Regions from separate parts of the Mus musculus genome. Here region 2 is linked to region 1. Evidence: chromatin loops called from intact Hi-C (ENCODE). Cell type or tissue: heart. All regions are shown on one strand. Each heading gives the region's core, and the rest is flanking DNA. Links, peaks and the distances in the headings are about the cores only. Region 1 overlaps A930027H12Rik (RIKEN cDNA A930027H12 gene). Region 2 has its middle 70 kb from the start of Gm35284.

Region 1 (8,682 bases), core at 205-8,204:
CACATGTGTAGTATGGCGTGTGAATCAGCACACACACACACACACACCAAACAAACAAACAAACAAACAAACAAACAAATACAATGTAATTTAAGAAAAGACTATAAAAATAATATGATGGAGATGTAAAGAAGAGGGTGGTGGCCACCAGTGAACCCCCACAACAGCTGGCTGCACAGTGACTCTGTATGATGTCCTTCCACTGTCCCCAGGATACTCCACCAGAAAGATCTAGGGGCAGAGTGGTTAGCAGTATGGGTAGTTCAAAAGCCTGTCCTCCGGTGGCCTCAGTCACACCAAGAATGACGGGTCTTGAGCTGTCACCAGGGATTCTGTCCAACGTGTTCAGTGGGAAAAGCAGAGAGTGAGGCCCTGAAATTCCCGTCTTCCTGAGAGATGTGACTGGAAGTCAGAGGTGATCTGAGGGACACATAATGGGATAAAAAGATCCCACTTAAGTGGATCTGGCTTCTCCATCAGACCTCAAACCTGTCCCTGATCCACATGAGGGCCTTAGCTGGGAAACAGAGCATCAGCCTTCATTGCTGTCTGCCAGCCACCCCACGTGTGAGACGGGCCAGCAACTCCTGCTCTCGCCAGATGGGGTTGTTCTCAAAAAACCATACAAGATGAAAAGTTATTTAAAAGTGTGTTTAAAGCCATAAAATATTAAAGTAATGTGAGGTATTATTAGGCCTGGCATTTAATACAACACCATTAAAGCTGTTACCGTTTATTTTTAATTTTATAAGCTAAGCTAATGCCTGTCTAATTTTGAAATGTTTCCCAAACCACTGTAATGAGTACATAAAAGCTGGAATGGTGGGGTTTGTGAGAGCCGGGGCTCCTGGGGGAAAGGCCAGCATAAATCCCTTGGCATGTTCCCTTCTCTACCTATCCTCAGAAGCCTCCACTTCCCCTGCGAGCAGACACAGAGGAAGCCTGTCCCTTTGCCTGGAGTTTTCTAAGGTAGTTGGCCACCTGGGATGAAGGCAATGATGCTACAGACACTAAGTAAGAGCAGCGACCTGGAAGAGTCAGTGTTGCTGTCCAAGGTGACAGAGCCCTCCCTCTGGGCACAAGAAAACTGTTTGCTGGCCATGTGGTAGTAAGGCCCTGTCCTAGTTTGCTTTCTGGTGCTGTTTGAAAAACGCTGATTAAAATCAACTTGAAGAAGAAAGAGTTTATTTCGCATGACAGCCCTTCGTGAAGGGAAGTTGGGGCAGGAACTCAAGGCAAGAACCAACCCAGAGACACGAACGGAAGCGGAACCCTCCAAGGAGCACTATTTATTGACTTGTACCATGTGGCTTTCTCAGGCTACTTCTTACACAGCCCAGGGCCACCTGCCCAGAGATAGCACAACCTACAGTGGGATGGACCCTCTCACATTAATCATTAATCAAGAAAATCCCCACAGACAGGTTAAAAAACAGAGGCGTTTTCTCAGTCAAGTTTCCGTCTCTCTAGATTACCTTAGTTTGTGACAAATTGACCAAAAGCTAGCTGTCACAGGCCCTGGGTCCTCCTAAGTCCTCATGGGCCAGATGCAAGGGTATTATTGCATAGGTGGTAAGACATGCTACGCACAGTGCACACATTAAGCAGGGATACATACCACCAGCAGGGAGACAGCACCTTGAAAACAGACCCAGTACCACAGAGCAGACCCACATTTGGCTTTTAAAAGAAGAGCATTGTGTGGGTTAGCTCTGTACTGGATCAATCATCGCAGAGTCTCCAGGACAGGCATGTCTCTGTAACCACAGGTCCATGGTATCCTTTGAGCATCATATCTTCTGAGTGTGTTGCTGCATTTGTCAGGATTTCCTGGGTATATGTTCCCTTTTATTGGATGATCCAGGGTTTGGGAGCTGTGGCTGAGGTGAACAGTGTACTGTATACTTGTGTGAAGCTGATAACTGGTAATAAGAACTGGTGAACACTCAGAGCCAGACCACAACACCATCTCCCCCTCCAAGTCCAGGTGCCTTCTGCCCCTGCAGCTCAGACTTTCTGACCATCTTTACACCTAACAAAGGGACCCAGGAACTCTGCAAATCTGGCGGGCTCTCTTTGACTGTTTCACCCCCTTCTTCATACAATTATATTGTACATTCACAGAGTATAGTAGAGATTAAATTGCCTAAGACATGGTGGGTACTTGATGGCTATCACTTCTACCCTCTCTTATTTTCTAAGCATCAGGAAAGGATGGTCCTCAGGCAGGCCAGCTTGGAAGGTACCATCTCAAGCTTTAACTGAATCATCCTGCCCTGTGCGCCACCAAGACATCATGAGCTCTGTCCCTGTGACACCAAGAGACTGCTCCCCAATGCTTACCCCAGATGGCGATGACTGAAGCTCAATGTCTGAGCTCAAGGTCACCCCTTGCACCTCCCCTATGCAGGGAGAAGCAGGGTGTCTGTCATCATGCATCACCATGGCCTGTGATGGGGCTGAATCCTGTTCTGATGAGCTCTGGGTCCCTGTTATAGTAACAACCGCGCTGACAGATGGGGAATCTGGATGGGGAATCGGGTCATCTGGGCCATTCCTTCCTCTCTTCCTTTGTTCACTGAACATGAAGCCGGCAGGTGCTGGCACTCTCAGCTAGAGACACTCCCGGAGGGAAAAAGCAAACCATAACCCTGCCTTTGGAGAAAAAGGATAATGGGTGAGCTCCAGCAAAAGGCCAAAGGCGTGGGTCACACTGAGCACCCTACCCACTAGCCACGAAGTTCCTTCCTGCTTTTGTGAGTAAGCCTAGCTTCTTGCTTCTTTATTGTGTAGAAAAAAAAAAAAACAAAACAAAACAACAAAACTTCCTCAAATAGGCTTAGAATAAAATGAGATAATTTGTGTCAACCTCTGAGCCCAGAGCCATCCCAGAGTACTAAATAAATATCACCTATTATTAATGTAGCTTTTGGAGGCTTTCAGAGGAGGCAAGAATTAAACAAATGAGTGTTAGACAAAAGAACCATCAGACCTCCTTTGGGATCAGTGAAGAATAAGCCCAAAGTCACCCTGTTCAGCTCCCACTCCAGTGTTCTCCACCGCAGCTCCCTCTGAACTCCAATGCATTTGCCTCTGCCTTAAAATTTTATATATCAGCCTTTGCCTGTCTTCTCCATCAGCATGCATCCACCTCACTTGCCCTAGGGTCGTGCTAAGACAAATTTTGTCTGCCAGGGATCACATGCAGGACCTGGCAGAGCAATGAGCTGATAGTGTCTCAGATGTTCCCCCACGTGGCTTGAGTGTGGTAACCTTCCAGTCCCTGGAGGCAGCTATTTTGGTGCTCAGCAGAGAGAGTGTCTAATGCTGTTGAGGCTGAGCCAGAAATGCTCTTGTCTAGATACCTCCTTTGCCCTGACAAGACTCGGTTATTCAGATATCATAGAGAGGATAGAATGGGGTTAGTTGTGCTCCCTTGGCTCTCATGGGGTAGTGTCATCAGTCGTGAGCTGGTTGGGAAGAGCCAAGGTGTGATGGAGGATCAGCATTGCAGTCAAACCTTGTGCTGTCTGAGATGGGCCTGTGTCCAATTTCTTTGGTGCCAGCATGTCCAAGCATAGAAGCATCCCTCCTCCATGGAGGTGAGCAGACAAGACCTGTTTCCCAAGTCCTCTCCATAAAGACCCTTCTATTTTGCTAAAAGTAAGACACCTTTTAAAACAAAAGCTGATATTCTTGGTTCATTCTGTGTTGCCATGTCAGAATGCTTGAGGCTGGATGATACAGATTTGTTCCTAACAGCTCTGGGGTTTGGGTGGGGCTAGAACCAGGACAAAATCAAGGACATGGCATCTGAAAAGATCCTCCTTATTGAGACATCTCATCTTGAAATGTGTTAAATAGCATTTTCCTCTGGGTTAAAACCTTCCATCCTAGAGAGAGGCTTATTAAGACCCAGGAAGCTCTAAGGAGAGGCTCATTAAGATGCAGGCAGTCAACAACTCACAACTCCCAGGAAGTTCCTGAAACTGACCAGGTATTCTGGCTATATGTCTTCCCTAATCATATAAGCAGTAAGGTCTAGGGAGAAGAGAAGATTCTTGAACCTGACCAGCTGTCTGTAGTCATATGGAAAACTATCTCTATGGATACAACTTTTATAAGTTGTCATTCAGGCCGAGGTAGGCTTTTCCTCGATACAGTGACCTTCGAGTAATTCATAATCTTGTAAGTGACCCTTTATGCATACCCCTGAAAATAACCTCAGTGAACTCATTGGTTCACAGAGTTGAACTTTGGCATAATCCTTACTTTTGTCTGTTTCATGTTCTTCATCTGGTGTGAGTAGAGTTGTGTTCATCACCCCAGAAAATATTCTCACACAATAGAGCTTTAAGAGCAGACTGATCAGTCCAGGGAGAGGAGAGATAAAGAGACAGAAGGTGCAGAGTTTTCTTTTTAACGACAATCTACTCCTGAGATGATGGTTTTAGTCTCCCCACCAGGGTAGGACCATCATGATCTGAAGGACGTTTTAGAGTCCCACCTCTGAATACCTCTACCTTGTAGATTATCTTTGTAACACAGCAGCCCTCTCACAGTCAGCCACTGGGAGTCTCTTCTGAGGTTTCTCAGTTCATTCCTGGGAGGTGACTGCCATTGTCCTCTTGGAAAAGATGACCAGTGTGTGGGGGGGTGAGAGATGATTGGGGGAACAACACTGGCTAGCACTGGCGAGTGGAGGCTCCATGCAGTCCAACTCTGTACCAGGGAGGATCTGGCTTCATCCTATAGCCGCAATATTCTAAGCCCTCCCTTCCCTGCATTCCCATGGGATTGGTCCATCACAGTCTTCTTCATCATCCAAGCCAGCAGAAATTGTTGGGGGCAGGCATGTGTTAGGCTACATACTAGTTCCAAACACGCTCTGCCTCTATTCTGCGGCATCCCTTGCAGGTTGAAAGGCCAAGCCACAGACACAGCTGGATGGCTCTCGTGGTGGATTTTGGGTTGTCTAGGCTCCTTTTCCGTGTTACAGAAAGCTTGTCACATCTCTCACACGTTGTCAGCGAAGCCTCATTACTCTGAAATGTCACTTCACTTAGGAACATCATTATGCACGAACATATGCTCTAAATGACAGGAATTGCACAAAATTTGAAAAGATGTGATTTTTTTCTGGAGCTACATTTTAGCAGGGACGAAGTCAACATTTTGACATCCAGGAGAGACTTGGAAGTAGACAGGAGTATTGGGTGATCTTGTCACAGATTTCAGGTGAGGATTTGGGGCTTAGCAAATCATTTGTCTTCTGAAAGATGGGCGACAGATCCATGTGATAGAAAAAGGGACATAGCACAGGGGTAGGGCTGAGACCCTCCAGGACTCAGGATCATGTCCAGCTGAGCTGAGAGGTTCTGCAAGTACCTGCATCATGTGGCTTGTCCAATGAGCTACCTCCCACCCCAAACACAAACAGAGCCCAGACCAGATTCTTCTACTTGGTTGAGGTACAGCTTTGAAACAACCGTGTTTGTTTGCATTTTAATTTCCAAACCACTATTAAAAAACACAGCTTAAATTATGAAGTTGCACTCATTTAAAAAAAAAAGTGCTTCTTTTCATATGTAAAATTTATAGAGTCAATTAACAGTGATTTCATTTGTGATCTTAATCACCCAAACCAGCAAAGAAATGTAGGTCAGAGTCTGTGTATCTCCAGCTACTACTGACTGCAGCCCAAGCCTGCCAGAACCCAGCACCGCTCTACGGAGAAAGGATAAATCAGCTTTCTCATTTGTATGTTTAATAGTTGCCATTAAGTACGTTCTGGAAAGAGTTTGTGCACTTGCAGTTTGGCTGTTTAACACTTTTTTTTTTCTTGAATTACACATTTTTGTTGAAAGCGCTGAATAAAAGAAATGTGTGTTCTCTTTTCCTGGAGCCAACCTTGCTGAGCAGACAGTGACAGGACTGCTTCATTCATTAATCTAGGACTCTGAAAGCAATGTTTTGTTTTGTTTTGTTTTTTCCTGATGTAGTGTGGTGGCTTGAATGAGACATGCCCCATAGAGACTTGTGTATTTGAACACTTGGTACCCAGTTGGTGGCGCTGTTCAGGAAGGTATGGAACCTTTGCAGGGTCGATCCATGCTGAAAGAGGGAGGTTAGCATGGGTGGGCTTCAACAGTTTGTAGTCTTGTTCCAATTCAAGTTCACTCTCTGTGTTTTCTGTGTGTGGTTGAGATGTGATCTCTCAGCCTCCTTCTCCGTTACTTGCTGCTGTGCCTCCCCCACCATTATAGACTCTCCTACCATCAGCCCAGATAAATTATTCTTTCTCTAGGTTGCTTTAGGACATGAAAGTTGATCACAGCAACAAAAGTAACTGGTATAGAAATTGGTATCAGAAGTGGGGTGCAGCTGTAAGGATCCTGAGTAAGTTTGACATGGGAGGTATGTGAAAGCTTTTTAAACTTTGGACTATAATAAAAGTTGTATCCTGTAAGCATAGCTTAGAGGGCCAACCTATTAGGAGCCTGGAAGGCAGTACCACTGCGAGTAATGTAGATAGTAGAATCCCAGCCCAAGAGTTTTTAGAGAACAAGGTCTCTATAGATGGGGTATAGGCCATTCATGCAATCGTTTGGGAAAGAATCTGGCTATTTTCTCTCTTTGCCCTGAGAATTTACATGAGGTGGAACTTTAAAATAAAGAACTAATTTGGTTGGCATAACATTGAGCCTGTGGAGTATTGATTTGCAGGGCTTATATAGATTCACAATGAAAATGAACAAATGTGGGGGAAAAGCCTACAAAACATACAGTTTAGAGAGAAAAAGAGCACCTGGAAACTTAATGTTAGAGTCAAGGCATGGTCTGAAAGAGAGGCTGTAATGGTTAAGGAGATTAGGAGACACTTGTTGCTCTGCACTGGAACAAAAGGAAGGTTGACCTCCAAGCAAGACTCCCAACCAGCTAAGCTTCCAACCTGTGAAATAAAAAGGACGAAGGACTTTTCTGCTTCACGGAAACAACAACAAACAACAGATCCTACTACTAATGCCTTGCAAGGCATCCAAGGTGCAGCATAAGTTGGCAGCAGAGCTTTGTCAGGGTTGTCTACGTGGTACTAGCTTTGGAGACACAAACACAATGGTTCGGGGATGTAGATTCTTCCTCTGTAGTCTCAGAGAGCCACTGAAGCCAAGAAAAATGTAGCAGCACTAAAGTCACCGCATGAGTCCCATTGAGTGTCACTAGGGAAGTGCAAATTACAGTGACATCTCCAAGACGTTGGAGGTGGCAGAGCTGTGAGAATACGTGCCAAGAGCTGTAGCCACCTCAAGCACATTGTTTTGGGCCTCCAGCTTTTAAAGGAAGATGTGGAAGTTTGCAGATTTCCAATGCCTTAGTTACTTCCTGTTCCTTTGATACACACCATGACCAAAAACAATTTTCAGAAGAGAGTTCATTTAACTCACATCTCCAGGGGGAAGGATCTATCATGGGAGTAGGAAGTATAGCAACAGGCAACCAGAGAAGGATGCTGAGAGATCACATCCAAGACTACATGCAGAAAGGAAGCCGGAAGTGGAGTAAGGTTATCTACTCCAAGAGCCTGCCTCCAGTTATGTCACTTCCTCTGGCAAGGATCCCATTCCTTTCTTTACTCCATGGAGATCATGAAGTGCTCATCTGCACCTCTCCATAGGCTGCAAGCCTTGATGCTCTGCTTTACCACAGCCCAGAAACAGGGGATCCATAACACCCCGGTTGGGTATCTCTGAGCCACGGGCCAAACTGGATTCTGCTTCTCTGAGACTAGTCCTGGATATTTTGTCATAGTCTCAGACAGATGACCAACACAAGTGGGCAGGAAACAGTAACTCATTCACCGTGTCTTATTAGTGGTTGAGAGGATGCCAGCTGTCATATCTTGTCATATGCAACGTCAAGGCCAGGCCGACAAGGAGAAAGAGCAATGAGGATAAGGGGGGTAAGGCTTGGTGCTAGATGCAGCGAAGGTCAGCACAGATATTGGGATCCTGTGGCACCATATTCAGAGGTCAGGATCGTAAGAACTCTCACAAGGTCTTGAGGCAGTTCCAATGTCAATGCTCATCTGCACCTCAGTGGCAGGCGCACCAGCCACCCCCTACACCACACATAAAAAGAAAACACTTTTCCCAAGAATTTAGAACACCTCTTCATTTCGGACTCCCATGAGTCTTACTCTCACTGCCTCAGCACTAGATAGAGGGACATATTCAGAGCCCAGCCCTGACATTAGCCTAGAGGCATTTGCCTGTCACTACCATCAGACCAGACACTTTGGGAAAATTACACTTGGCTTGGAAAGGCACCACAACCATAGAATCTCTAGCACTACTTCCTGACCACAGGTCACTGGTAACTCTCGACTCCAGTGTTTAGCTTGAGGGACTCAGAAAATACTCAAATTCCAACCGAGGCTACCGAAGTGGGTCTGCACTTACATTGCTAGAGGAGATGCTGTTTCCTTGCAGTGTGTCTGTGGGGAGGGCGGTTACGGGAACAGATGTTTCTATGTCATCTGATGAGAGCTGCCAGCAGCCGCCTGGCATCATCCCTCACCAACAGAAGCATCACACTCACATGGAAGTACGGGAAGCAGCTGCTGACCTTCTTTGCCTTGTGAATATTCCCAGTTAAAGGGGAAAGAAGTGCCTGAAAATTCTG
Region 2 (8,682 bases), core at 342-8,341, 140 kb after region 1:
TCTCTTCATGACACAATGGCTGGAGCTTGTGTCTAGTTGACATGAAACTAGTGAGCACACCTCCCAAAGTATGTGAAGCAACGACCCTCAAGAGCTCCTCCTGTTAGGGTTGCTACTTCTGGGGGCCTAGATTTGATATCTGCTGATGGATGCAGTAACATCAGGTGCCCAGAGTTATTTCAAGGGAGTGTGAGCTCTTGCCTACATCCTTTAGCATAATCCAGCAAAACAGCCTCATCTTATTTCACTTCATTTTCAGCTTTATCAAGGCGTCATTAAACATTAGAAATTATGTGTGTCAAAAAAATTTACCAATTCTGAGCTTTGATAGACACATCCATTGAAATGGCCACTGCCTGTGCATCTGCTCAGATATCTAAATGGAGGTTTGTTTTTATCTCTTCCATTTTAAAATTATATATGCATGATTATATTTGCCCACATCTATGTCTGTGCAGCACATGTGTACAGTGCATGTGGAGGTCAGAAGAGGACATCAGATCCCATGAAACTAGAGTTAAAGAGGTTTGTGAGTCATCATGTGGGTGCTAGACATAAAACCCATGTCCTCTGTAAGGGAAGCCAGCGCTCTTAACTGCTGAGCCATTTCTCTAGCCCCTGCCTTTTGCTTTTTTTCCCCTTTTTCCATCACCCCACATTCCTTCCTTCCCTCCTTCCATTTTTCCATTTTAGTCTTTGTATATATGTACATGTTTGTGTGTATGTGTATATATGAGTATATATGTGTCGTTGTTGTTGTTGAGAGCAAAAATTGACTGTTAGTGAATCTCATATACATCACATCACACCATTCCTAGGGTCCCTGCCAACAGGTATGGTGTTACTACCCCACTATTCAGACATAGAAACAGAGACCTAGAAGGACTGCTCTACATTGTTTGATTAGTCACCTGGCCACCCAGTGAGAACTGGGAGTGAGCCACACCTCTTCCCTAAAGAGCCTTGGGTTTGCTCCTGTGCTTGCTTTCCTTTCTGGATTGAGTCTCTCCCTCCCGTTTACCAGAGCGTGCTGTATGAGCCTCTCTGTCACTGTAATGATAATTGTGAGCTAATGATCCTCACTACTTTTTTCCTAATAGACTTCCTTATTTTTCTTTCTCCAGTGGCTGCAGCATGGTCCCTGACAAACAGTAGGTACTCAATAAATGTTAAAATACACAAATGAGGTCATAAATAAATGATGCAGCTCCATATGCTCTGCATTTTCAGCCTAAAAGCTCCACGGTGGAGGCTTTTCTTTGTGCCTCTAGGGAAGCCATCACAGGTCCCCATGCATCTGTGATGTCCTGTTTCTGAGGCCATTTCTCGTGGCCCCCAATCAGCTACATCTCTGCCTTCTTATCTTCATAGAGCACCTCTGAACCATATTCATACAATGCACATGTCTATGTGTGTGCTTGAATTTTCACACACCCCTAAAAGCTTCATTCTTGCCTTGGGAACTCAGTAGAAATGTCACCCAGTCCAGCAGAGGTGAGGCTATGAGCATTGACTTAGCTTCCCAGGCTATCCCATCTGTACTGTTTATGTTTTCTGTCAGTGTGATAAAATCTCCTGACAAAAGCATCCGAAGGGTCATGGTTCATGGTTACAGTCCACTGTGGCTGGGAAGTCACAGCAGGAATTGATAGAGGTAGCTGGTCCCATTGCAGCTGCAATCAAGAAGCAGAGAGAAATGGATGCAGCTCACTATCTCTTTTTTATAACAGTCCAGGATCTCAGCCTAGGGAATGATGCTGCCCACTGTGGGAGGTCAATTACACATCCATTGACCTAATCAAGGCAACTTCTTCAGGTATTGCCGGGGGCCATCTCCCAAGCAATTGTTTCCTCATGTTGACAATTGAGATTAACCATCACACCAACTGAGCTTTCTGCTCATTTGTGGCTCCATAGCTCCCACAAATGGTGTTGGCTCTCCACAACCTCAGCAAGTGAGGGTCACAGCCTTCAATACACACCCTAAATGTCTTGAGTGCAGCAAGCCAAATTCAGAATTGACCCAGAAAATAAATGTTATGCCTGGCTATTAGCTGCTTTAAAAATGGAGCCACTATGTGTAGGTGATGATCACAAGGTGAGGCATGCCATTCTTAGGAAGATCATGACTTTTGGAACACTTGCAAACTCCCAAATCTTTACCAGCTGCTTCAAGCACTTCAAGTTGTCTTTTTTGTCTTGTTCTCAAGATCGAACAAGAGCCTCAGATGAGAGATAGAGAGGTGAAGCCTGGCACACACACACACACACACACACCTTAATGTCACGTTCCCAGGTAAAGCCCATAGCCCTGTCAGAGTCTGACATGTTCTACTGATTCCTTTCTTTCTTTTCCTGGTTTTCTCATGACTGGAACAAACCTTAGTCTGGGACAATAGGATTAGCTCTGAGGCCCCTCCTTTCTCCTCCATCACCAGACCTAATGAAAGCAAAGTGGCGAGCCTCATGACCCTATACAGCAGAACTAAGAGAGGGAGGGATCTCTCCACCTTCCGTCTCTAATCTTGGACCAGCCTCAGGGCCTTCCATTCCTAACTGTGTGATTTCAAAGTCACATTACTTCCCAATGCTTCAGTTGCTTCTCTGGTAATAGAATTGAATGATCTTTGCCGGGCAAATGGGACTATGGTGATTTGAATGAGAAATGCTCCCTACAGGCTCATGTATTTGAATACTTGGTCCACAGTTGGTGGTGCTGTTTGGAGAGATTAATGGAATCTTTGGGTAGAGGAGGTACATCACTGGGTAGTGGGCTTCAAGAGTTTATAGCCTCGCCCCACTTCCTGTTTGATCTGCCTCTGCCTCTCACTCTGTCTTCTCTGTTTCTTATGTGATAAAATATGATCACTCTGCTTTCACTGCCATGATTGACTCTACCCCCTAGAACTAAAACCCAACACAAATCCTTCCTTCAATAAGTTGTTGTTTGTCAAAGTATTTAATCGCAGCAACATAAAAATAACTATATACCTAATAAGCATGTAAGGAGGCTTCTGACATGGTTTTCTCAGCCAGTGGGCACATCTAAATCAGCAGAGCTCTCACTCTTTTAGCAGCCATGTTTTATACCCAACACAATGGTCTCTCATTCACACCTGCAAGCACAGACGGGTATAGACAGCTGAACAGGTGACTGAAAGTCACTGCATTTTAAACACTTGTACTTGGGTTTTGAATTACAGAAGTAAACAACAAAAGTATCCTCACTGTCACCAGTCCAATGATGGAGGTCACAAATGTGCCCCTAGGTCCTCTCAGTTCTTTACTGTCTCCAGAAGTATCTCATACATCAGGGTTAGAGACATCAGGGAAATTATGTTTTTAATCTAGCAGTGCAATGAGCAAGCAGGTGTTGGTGCCATTTGCCTGATGGATCCTTGCTCATCTGTCCCCTTGTGATCAGGCATGGGTCATTCCTGGCCTATCTGTCTTTGTGCTGCAACTCCTCCGGGTGATTGCCTCTGAGCCAATGGGTTGTTCAAATGACAAACACCCACAATGTGCTGCTGGCAGATGGCCTGAGTGCCATGCAAAAGAAGATAAGCCCAGTATCAGCATTCTTTCTGAGGGAAGGTCACACCAGGCATGAGAAGTCACCTCTCACTGTGCCCATGCTTTTCAAATGAAGGAACCAAGGCTTTATCAGAAAACATCCTAAGGTGAAACGTAGCAGAGTTTAGGTATGTGACCTGCCTTCCAACTTCTAGTTGGTTTCTTTCCTTCTGCTTCCTGGTGTCACAAAGATACATGATTTATGCTATGTATATCTCAGTTTATATGTGGCCCTTGACTGAGGGAGATGAGGCAATGAGCAAGAAGTGGTCCTTCTGTAATTTAATTCTATAATTCTCCAAACCCAGTTTTACCTATTGCCAGTTCTCTTGCGTGCATGCATGTGTGCGTGCGTGTGTGTGTGTGTGTGTGTGTGTGTGTGTGTATGTGTGTTTGATGCATGTATGTGGTATGTGTGTCCATGTGTGTGTGTGTATATGTGTGTATGCGGTGTGTGTATATATGTGTATGTAGTGTGCACGTCCATGTGTGTGTGGGGGTATGCAAATCCATGTATGTGTGCGTGGTATGCATGTCCATGTATGTGTGCATGTATGTATTTGTGTGGTATGTATGTCTGCTGTGTATGTAGTGTGCATGTCTGTGTGTGTATGTATGTATGTATGTATGTATAGTGTGTGTATGAGAAAGTACATGCACACATGCATGTATGCACATAGGTCAGAGGTTGGTATCCTGTGTCATTTCCATTTCATTTTTTGAGAAAGGATCTCTCACTGAACCATGAACTTGGTGATTGGCCAGCTAGCAAGCCCTGGGGATCCTTTTGTCTCCTCCACCTCCCCATCATTGGCTTTACAAGCACATGCCTTCATACCTGTTTTGTTTTTGTTTTTGTTTTTGTTTTTTTTTTATTGGATGCCCAGGGATTAAACTCAGATCTTCATACATGCAAAGAAAGGACTTTACTGATTGGGCCATCTTCTAACACTACTACCAACTTTTACATAGATTCAGAAGTTAAGAAAGAGAAGGAAGAAGCCACACATCAAGAAGGAGAGAGGGGAGAACAGAGGAAATGCTTTTCTCAAGGCCCCATTTGTAACCAGCAGCAGGACTTGCAATAGCATGCCTGGGTGAGCCTTGTGGGGCATCACGCATGGCTCACAACCAGCACAGGGTAAATTAAACCCTAATCATAACTGCTTTTGTCTCCTGATGATGTTTTGTCTTCTATGACAATTTCTGCAGAAATAATTGATTTTATGGCTTGATTTCATTCCTTGCCTATCATGTTGAAGACATAAACACATAATGAGATTGTTGTCTAACATTCAGTGAGATTAAATGCCAGCAGAGTATCTGGGATTAATCAGCCCCATTTCTGTCATTAAATTAGTCAGAACAACTGGAGCAAACAGGCAGGTTTTGCTCAGCATGCAGGCCTGTCCCCAAGGTCTCAGAAGGAGGCCTTGGCAGACCGAAGCTCAAGTTGCAGCTGAGACTCTCCAGCTCTACAGCTGAGTGAGGTTTCTACACTCAGCAGGGAGGTCTCCAGTCTGGAAATTGACTGGGGCATGAGGTAGATAGTTCACAAGTCCTATAAAGGTTAGAGGCAGGAGAGTATGATCAGTGAAGAGCTTGCTGCTAGTTTGTTCCGTGTGACTCAGACACACTGTCCAAATGTTAAAGCTCAGGGTCCTAAAACAACAATAAATGCCTGCTTCGCTCTTAGTCAAATTGCCAGATAAAATTCTGACTCCCTAGTCCAAGCTTTTTCTCTCTCCTTCTTGTATATATGTATGTGCTGCTTATACATATTTATGTATGTTTGCATGTAAGCAAGTCCCTCCATGTAAGTGTGAGTGTGTGTGTGTGTGTCTGTCTGTCTGTCTGTCCGTGTGTGTGTGTGTGTGTGTGTGTGTGTGTGTGTGTGTGTGTGTGTGATCTACCTTATTCTTTGAGGCAGGTTCTCTCAATCAAATCTGGAGGCCACCAACATGCTCAGTCTCCCAAAGCAGCTTATTTGGGGGATCCTATGTCCCACATTCCAAAACTACAATTACACGCTTCAAACAGCCACACCCACCCAGAATTTATATGGGTTCTCGGGATCTGAACTCTGGTTCTCATGAAATTTAGCAAGCCCTTTAAGTACTAAACCTTCCAAGGCTCACTCAGTCTTTCTTTTTTCTTTTTGACTTTTCTTAGGTTTTTGTTGGTTGGTTTTCATTTTGTTTGTATGTTTGGTTGTTTTTTTTCTATCAGGGACTTGGTAGCAGGGTGTCCAGGAACTCACTACTAACCTCAGACAGGCTGGGATTTGCAGCAATCTTCCTGTTTCCAGGGTGCTAGAGTTCCAACCCTGACTCAGTAGGCCCAGCCTCCAGTTTACTTTAAATTTCAGACTAGCCAATACTTTTTCAGAGTGCATACGTCATACACATTACTTGGAAAATTGTTATACTAAAAAGAAGAATCCATGTGCTGCCTGAAATTAAAAGATAACCAGTCAGATTCCATTTTCATTTGTTAAAACAAGTTGCAAATGTCTTCCGCTTGTCTCTCTGCCCTAAGGTCAACACCAGCTTCTCCAGACAGACGCTGTGCCAGTGTCTCGTTTAAAGCACTAGAAAGGGACATGAGAAAAGAGGACGCTACTTCTCAGGCACGAGGACTTGAGTCTGATCTTGGGAAGCCACATGAAAGGCAAATGTGGCAGCAGGCGACAATCCCATCTCTGAAGAGGCTGAGATAGGAGGGTACCTAGGACTTGTTGGCAGCCAGTCTAGCCGGTCGATTCAGACTCTATGACAGGGCCTGCTCATTTCTAATCCCAGGAAGCCAAGTTCTGTGATGGTTTCCACCATGCTGGAACTCTGCCGTCTGCTCGCTCCAGCTATGCTACTCTTGGGTGGAGTCACACTTGGCGTCATCTGTCAACTTTACACAAACCAAAGGTCATCAATTGCCAAATGATGTAGGAAGTCCTATCCCACTATGGGCGGTATTATCCCTAGGCAGGTGGGTCTGGGCTATTTAAGACAGGTTGCTGAGGAAGCAAGGGGAAGCAAGCCAGGGAGCAGCACTGCCCCACTGTCTCTGCTTCAGTCCCTCCCTCTAGGTCCCTGTCCTGCTTCAGTTCTTGCCTCAGTTTCCCTTTATGATGGCTTATAGCTATAAGCCAAACAAACCCTTTCTTTCTCAAGTTCACTTTAGTCCTGGTGTTTATCCCAACATGAGAGTAGACTGCGACAGTTTCATGTCCTGTCCTGCCAACACCTGCAAGTGCACATGTGGCCGTGTGTGCCCTCTGTACACACAGGTGGGCACCTTCAAATGCACATGTAGCCCAGTCTCTCCATATCTGAAGTTCTATGTCCTGCGATTTTAGTTACTGTTAACCGCACTCAGAAAGTATGACACAGACGAATGTGAAAGAGAGCAGCTGATGAGACTTATATTGTGCTCTGAGCCGAGCAGGAAGACGATGTCCAGCTCCTGCTAGAGCCCTGTTGTCTGTGCTCAGTGTTTCCACACTGTGTGTGCTACCTTTTCAAAGGTATCTCAGACATCAGACATCAGATCACACCAAGAAACATGTGTGTGTGTATATCTATATATCTATATCTATAGATATATATAGATATATATGCATATATGTGTGTATATATATAATATATATGTAATATATATGTGTGTATATATATATACATATATATATATAAAATTTCTTTAAAGAAAACTTTTTATTGATTCTTTGTGAGTTTCACATCATGCACCCCTCCTCTCCTCCACCCCTCATATCTGCCCTTTGCCCTTGCAACCTCACAAACAAACGACGAAAACAAAACCAAAGCATAGAAAACATCTCCCCTCAGAAGCTGTAGTGTACCACATTGTGCGCCACAGTGTCTTCCTCTTTCCACACATCTCCATGGGTCTGATTCAAGATCTCTAGCTTCTGTGACACCATCAATATTGGATCTTCACCGGGACCCTTCTCAGTTATCCTGTTGATGCCCTGTGTCATGAAGATCTCGAAGCTTTGGATCAGCAGGTCTGGCCATTTCATGTGTCCCAGCCATTAGGAGATGATGCAGATTTTGGAGTTGGTCCAATTCAGAGTTCAGGATCTGGCCTGGTGGTTAGCTGAGCTGGTCAGCCAATAGGCTTTCCCTCATCTTCTCCACCAGCCTGAGTTCTCTAGCAGTGTTCCACTAGGCCACCCAATGCTGCCATAGGCAGAAGGCAGGATGGGCTCCCCTGCTCTTATGCCTTCAGGGGTGGCTCACCAGTACCCACTCCTGTAGAGCCAGCTCCACTGTGCTACCCAGTCAAGATCCCCTCCCACCCCAATGCTGCAGTCTGGGAGGGACTGGGCCTGCTCTCCTCCCTCTCTCCCATCCTCGGGGTTGGCTAACCCGTGCTTTCGCCATCAGGGCCAGCATCGCTGTGCTGCCCAAGTGAGGTACAGGGTCAGCTCATTCACTCTATGTACCTGTGGTTAACTCTTCCAACTGCCTCAGGTGAGAAGGGGTGAGAAGGCAGGAGGCATGTCCTCCCGTTCCCCAGCCCACACAGCCACCTCACAGCAGGGTGTAGTAGGGCCACCTCTTGTGCTCTCACCCTTGGGACCAGCTCACCTGTGGCCCCTCTCCCAGGGCCAGCTCAACTGTGCTGCTCAGATGAGGTGCAGGGCCCACTCTACAAATTATTTCTTGATGATATTTTTATTAATTCTTTGGGAGTTTTGTATTTTCATAAGATCCCCCAAATCCTCTCAGACCTGCCAGTTTCCCTCCTCACCAAGTTTGTGTGCTCATTTATCTTAACCCATTAGGTCCAGTTTGTGTTGTCCAAATACTCTGGGACCTGCTCTAGCCTGTTGTCAGAATACCAGGGGCCACAACCTTAAAGAAAACTGAATGATCCTCTTCCAGTAACTATCAATTGCCCATAGGTCCTCAGATATGGGTGGGGTTTGCTGCCCACCTCCCATCTTCTTGCTGGAATTTTGTCTGCCTTGAGATTATTCATGTCTTGTACATGTTGTCATCGCTTTGATGAGTTCACATGTGAACTGTCCTGCTATGCCTAGGAAACTGTATTTGTATAGTCATCCACTGACTTTGGCCCTTACAATAT

What was found. Hi-C counts contacts between places; a loop is a spot of excess contacts. Peaks named below come from ENCODE experiments on the same cell type or tissue, not always from the same donor. Only the 100,000 strongest peaks of a DNase experiment are listed, where the experiment ranks them.
Region 2: it touches region 1 in a loop (4-fold over the local background); 3 of 42 quality-filtered maps call a loop at or near these places.

Annotation. Positions count from the first base shown.
Region 1 is chr15:87,102,498-87,111,179 of GRCm38, reverse strand. The region is part of intron 2 of A930027H12Rik (RIKEN cDNA A930027H12 gene); the gene reads right to left. Among named protein-coding and RNA genes, the nearest start is that of A930027H12Rik, 9.3 kb to the right of the region's middle. In heart, for the core only: no CTCF peak of the experiment used is centred there; a DNase peak (open chromatin) is centred at 3,259.
Region 2 is chr15:86,966,460-86,975,141 of GRCm38, reverse strand. No RefSeq gene overlaps it. Among named protein-coding and RNA genes, the nearest start is that of Gm35284, 70 kb to the right of the region's middle. In heart, for the core only: no CTCF peak of the experiment used is centred there; a DNase peak (open chromatin) is centred at 3,491.